2 separate regions of the Homo sapiens genome follow, and region 1 is linked to region 2. Evidence: chromatin contacts called from ENCODE Hi-C data. All regions are on one chromosome and are shown on one strand. Each heading gives the region's core, a stretch centred on a gene start or an enhancer-like site at or near the end of the contact. The rest is flanking DNA. Distances are from core to core; before and after follow the strand shown.

Evidence for each region. Hi-C counts contacts between places; a loop is a spot of excess contacts on that map. Pooled maps may share reads with other maps.
Region 1: a loop to region 2 is called in a pooled map, with 10 times the contacts of the local background. The contact joins two enhancer-like sites. A Hi-C loop is called at or near these places in 2 of 37 single-sample maps with no recorded cell type and 4 of 50 pooled maps.

The regions. Positions count from the first base shown.
Region 1 is chr10:124,969,649-124,972,348 of GRCh38, forward strand. ZRANB1 (zinc finger RANBP2-type containing 1) reads left to right here. Exons shown (of 9, transcript NM_017580.3): 3 at 2,317-2,470. Among named protein-coding and RNA genes, the nearest start is that of ZRANB1, 29 kb to the left of the region's middle. RefSeq lists enhancers at 904-1,083, 1,174-1,273. Within about 2 kb of position 1,388, at least 7 of the 41 ENCODE cell types and tissues checked have a DNase peak (open chromatin) inside an H3K27ac peak, as active enhancers do.
Region 2 is chr10:124,219,656-124,222,355 of GRCh38, forward strand. No RefSeq gene overlaps it. Among named protein-coding and RNA genes, the nearest start is that of CHST15, 130 kb to the left of the region's middle. RefSeq lists enhancers at 1,828-1,927, 1,938-2,117. Within about 2 kb of position 1,401, at least 6 of the 41 ENCODE cell types and tissues checked have a DNase peak (open chromatin) inside an H3K27ac peak, as active enhancers do.

The sequences.
Region 1 (2,700 bases), core at 138-2,637, 750 kb after region 2:
AGTTGTATTGAAGTAATAGCTACCAAAATACTAAACTAAATTTGTGATATATAAGAAAATACATTTTAATATAGGTAAAAAGTTGGGGATAATTGATTTAACTTGAATTAAAACCAAATTCCCATTAAAGTACATGGACCATTCCCAAGATCATGGACCCTAAGTTAAGAACTCCCAGCCTACGGAGATGGTTGAGAACCATAAGGTTGAAGGAGGTGAGAAGGTGAGTGGCAGGCTTCAGGGGCACATCCTGCTTAAGGATGGTGGTGGAAGGGGTTGTTTGGGGGCTAAGTTTCTTTTAGAATGTTTGTGGTAGTCAGGGTCCAGTCCAGGTGGTTTTTGGAAAGGTCTTTCCAGGTTTTTGGAAAGGGCCTGAGAGCTAGCTGATGGGAATAAGCTATTTTTGAATTTACTTTGGGGGAGCCATTTTAACTATGTTACTTGAGAAATAGTCAATTATATTCTGAAAATATTTAATATTTGGTTTTCCATGTTTGAGTGTTGACTAATGGTTGGGCTCATGGAGTTAAGATATAGTGAGAATTTTCATGGTTAATGGTAATCTTGGCCAATAAAGTCTAGTTGAACTGAATTTCCACGTAGGAGTTTTTAAATTTTTTATTTTTTTCTTTTCTTTTGAGACAGACTTTCTCTCTGTTGCCCAGGGGAGTGATCATGGCTCACTGCAGCCTTGACCTCCCTGGCTCAAGTGATCCTCTCACCTTTCAGCCTCCCCAGTAGCTGGGACTACTGGTGCATGCCACTAATGCCTAGCTAATATTTTGGGGTTTTTTGTAGAGGCAGAGTTTCATTATGTTGCCCAGGCTGGTCTTGAATTCCTGAGCTCAAATGATCCTCCTGCCTTGGCCTCACACAGTGCTGGGATTACAGGTGTGAGCCACTGCACCAAGCTGCAGTTTCAGAATAGGGAGTCAGGTAACTGTGCTGGGTATGCAGGGTTTTTGAAATATTATTTCTTTAATAGCAATAGCAGTTAGTTGTCTGCATATATGATGTAGATAACATTATCATTAAACCTTACTCTTTGAGAAGAAGAAGAAGGGGCTGGAAGACCTGTTGCTTCACACCCCACTGTGGCTGGAAGGCTACCTTTGGGATAATCGTCCAGGTTGGTGACATCAGGGAACAGGCTCACTGTGGGTTCCCACGGTATTCTCTTTGGGGTTTTTTTTTTTTTTTTTTTTTTTTGGCAGAGTCTCTCTCTGTCACCCTGGCTGGAGTGCAGTGGCGCGTTCTCAGCTCATTTCAACTTCCTCCTCCCGGGTTCAAGTGATTCTCATGCCTCAGCCTTCCAAATAGCTGAGACTACAGCTAATTTTTGTAGTAGTATTTTTAGTAGAGACAGGGTTTCATCATGTTGGCCAGGCTGGTCTCAAACTGCTGAGCCGAAGCAATCCACCCGCCTCGGCCTCCCAGAGTTGGTGGGATCACAGGCGTGAGCCATTGTGCCTGGCCTTGAATTCTGTTTGTTACTCGCAGATGCTCAACTGTGATTTTAGAATTCTGTGTATGTATTTTTATTTAGCTCCACAAACTAGATATGACTGAAATGTGAGGTTAAATTAAATCTTTGCAACATTTGTTGCTATTTAGCATTTTAAAAAGAATAAAAAAATAACAAAAGAAAGTTCTAGCCTTCTTTGGTTTGTTGTTTTCTTGCTTAGAGGCCTGTGCAGTAGTGCTCCCATCTCACTCCTGTCAGGCTGAGCTTCAGAGGTTGGCAGTCTGTGTTTAAACTTGCAGATGCCAAATGCTTTTTTAAAAACTCAAGAGTGGTAACAAATGGAGAGGAAGAAAGGGCTTGAGGTCAGTGGGAACTAACCCTTTAAATACCGTGCTTTTTTTAAGTCCAAGTTAGGGTACTTGAAACTTGTGGTGTGGGAGAAGAGTATTTGCAGTTTCCCTTTATCAGCTGTGATTCTCTGCTTCTAAAGAATGTTTTTATTGTGTGCACGATGGTTAGTCTACTGAGGTTTTCTGTCCTCTCTCCTCTTCCTGTGATGTGTCTATGAACAACACCCTTTTCCATACATTTTTATGTGCATCTTTGAGTATTTCCTTGTGATAAATTCTTAAAGAGAATTACTGAATCAGAGGATAAAACATTTTTGTGACTGTTACTGAAAACTTATTCTGGTATATACTTTCATTGGTAAGGAAATAATACCAGTGTATTTTAAGATTAAAGAAAACCTTGAGTTATTGGGAAATTTTGCTGATTTCTTTTAAATACTGTTGTTTTCTGCTTCCACTTATGATACATGAGATGAGAGGAAGGTTTCTTTTGTATTTAAGGTGTCTCAACAAGCAGCAAAGTGTATTCCAGCAATGGTGTGTCCTGAACTGACAGAACAAATCCGGAGAGAGATAGCTGCCTCTCTTCATCAGAGAAAGGGGGATTTTGCTTGCTATTTTCTGACTGACCTTGTAACATTTACATTGCCAGCAGGTAACTCCAAAATCTAACGTAAAAAGACTTTTTTATTTTATTATAGTTACATTTGTGTATGTAGGTGAAAAATGTTTCTGTTAGAAAGCACATAACATAGCTACTGTATGTGCATCTTAAATTACTTGACTGTCTTATATATGCTGGAAGTGAGCATACAGAGGATTACTTGTTAGGAAATGCGTCTGCTATCTGAGAGGAAGACAGCAGTTGATAGTAACGGATTTCTT
Region 2 (2,700 bases), core at 151-2,650:
GGGGACAGGCTCTGTTCCTGTACCAGGAACTTGCTGGCCTGTGGGCCCTTAGTCTCATCTTCCATCCCACGTACCTAGTCACAACACACCGCCCCATTGGTGCCGGCTAGTATGCCCTGAACCAGAACAGGGGGAGGAGGGCAGTCTTTGACCAGGATGGTGCCATGCGATGATCCTGTGGCCAAGTGGGCACTTTGACCTTTGCTCCCTCCTCCTGCATCCTTCCAGTCAGTGGCCACCCAATTTCTGCCCAGGGACCCTTCTGTCCTCCTCCCTGTCCCCCTCTGGGACGCCTGCTCCTTCTCTCTGCCCCTCCTCCACTCTTTCTCCCCCGCCATCTCCCTGCCTTACAGAAATTGCTATTTCCTTATGCATCAACTCAAACAACACCAATTATGACTTCACCCAGGAAAACAGTACTGGATGGAACCCGTGGCCGCTCGTGATGGTAGAAGCTGCGATTAGTAGTTTGATATGGACGAAAAGTGATTTAAGAAGCAAATCTCTGCTGTAAGATTCTAAATGCAAAAAAAAAAAAAATTGATCCCTATGAAAATAATTTCAGCAAAATGGAAATGGAAACATCAGGAATGGCTTAACTGCGCTGTATAGAAAATTGATAGAGGGATTACATCAGCTTAATGGGGTCCCCGCTGGAATTCTGATACTTTCTAGATGAAAACTCATCACTGTTGGGTAATTCTGGTTAAAATGCTGACATTCAAAATGACTTTGGGGTCAAAATATCCACAGAAGCAAAAGAGTTAGGTCAAATGTCCCAATCTCTGACCAAGGAGTTAAGGTTTTATACTTAGTAGCCCCAACAGAAGTAGGGGATGAGATGAAGCAGTGTCCCTAAAGACAAAGTGGAGGAGGTGGGAATAATTCCAGAAAAACAGTGGAGAGAAGGAGCTGGATTACAGACACAAATGCTGAGCTTCCCGCCTGACTCCCTGCTGAGGCATGGGTGCCTCTCGGTCCCTGCAGGCTCGATCCCTGCAGATCTCTGCAGATCGTATCCATGATGGGGAAGGCCCCCTTCCGCCCTCTGCCAGCCCTGCACCCAGCTTCTGCAGCCCAGGGGCTCCCACCTACCACGTGGTGGCCTGAAGCCCCCACCAAAGTCCCAGCAGCCTCATGCCAAACTGACTTCTGTGAGTCCCAAACACAAACAGAAAGCAAAAGTGCTTAGCAAGTGCTATTTTTTCTAAATGACATTTATTGTTTTTGTTTTTCTAACCACAATATAGTGTAGTCTGAGGCAGAAGCTTTGGAAGAGGCAGAAAAGAGAAGGAAAAGTATCCACTCCAGCCCCCTGCTCATGGAGGAGCGCCGCTGACCACGTGGAGCCTGGCACCTGCGCATCTGGAAGGAAGGGCAGGCCCCGGAACCTGCGGTCATAATCGTGCCTGTGGGAGAGCCCAGCCAAGGAGAGGGCTCCCTTCCAGCTCCTTGCCAGGACACACAGCCCTAAGTGTGTCCTGGGCTGCTCAGAGCTGCCATTCCCACCTGTGACGTAGGGGCCACATGCTGGCTTCAGGAGGGCGGTGAAGACCTGGGGCTGCGGAGACGAATGGAGCCCCCCACAGTGGTTCTCCAGCATAACCTTCTGAGCTTCATTCTCCCCATGGGGAAAATCAGAGTAACCATCCCACAGGGCTGCTGGGAGGTGAAATGAGCGATTTCCAGGCCTGTGTTTGTGTCCTCCTGGCAAGCACCCTATCAGGCCAGGATGCTTGTCATTTCCACTTTACAGATAAAGGAAATGAGGCCGGGGGCATAAGTTATCCCTGACCAAGACCTCACGGCTAGGAAGTAATAGGACTGGGACTCACACCTCAGCTTGTGAGAGCCTGGAGCTCTCTTAACCATGTGGCTACCCAGTGGGAGGGAGAGGAGGAGGCTTCCCTCACTGAGGAGAGAGGAACCACATGGCCCTATCACCAACCAAGTCACTCTCTGGGGACCATGGCATTCCCTCTCGAGGAGCCCCCAAAGTCAGCAGCGCTTCATTCATCCTTCCATACATTCTAACTTCCAAGTCTCCAGAAAGAACGAGATGAGTCATTTCTGACCAGGGAAACCTAACAGTTAAAAAGGGGCCTGTTTCTCTTCCAGTTTCCAGGTGCGAGGGTCAGAGGATGTGGTCAGAAAGGACTTTTTTAAAAAGTATTCTACGTGTCACTGGTTACCGCACACTGCCAGGGCTGCACGTTGAGTCGGATGTCCACACCTACATGGTCCCCTAGGACTCCTCCCAAAACACAAGGGGCCCCTGGGCCCCTGGCCAGAGCCCCCCGTCGCCCAGCCCCTCACTCCCCAGGCTGCACAAACATTTGTCTTTCCAAATCAGGAAGCTGCCCTCCGCCGCCTTTCAGAAGCAAAGTAAAAACAGCTGCTATTTTTGAAAGGGTATTTTTGTAAAACAATCTCTGGTTTCCTTCAGGAATTTCAACCCCAGAGCCCCCTTGGTGATGTGGTTTCTGTAGGAGTGAACATACATCCGACCGCGCAGGCAGGGGGACTGCCGCTCGCTGTCCCCTCCACCTCTCCGCCGAGGCATGCCCGGTGTCCAGCAACCCTCACAGCCCCAGTCATCCACTCAAGTCCATTTTCACCAGCATCTCTTAGCCCCTGCTTTCTGTCAGAAGATGCAGGGACTCCAAGATACAGAGAAGTGGGTCTCTGCCCCTCAGGGGC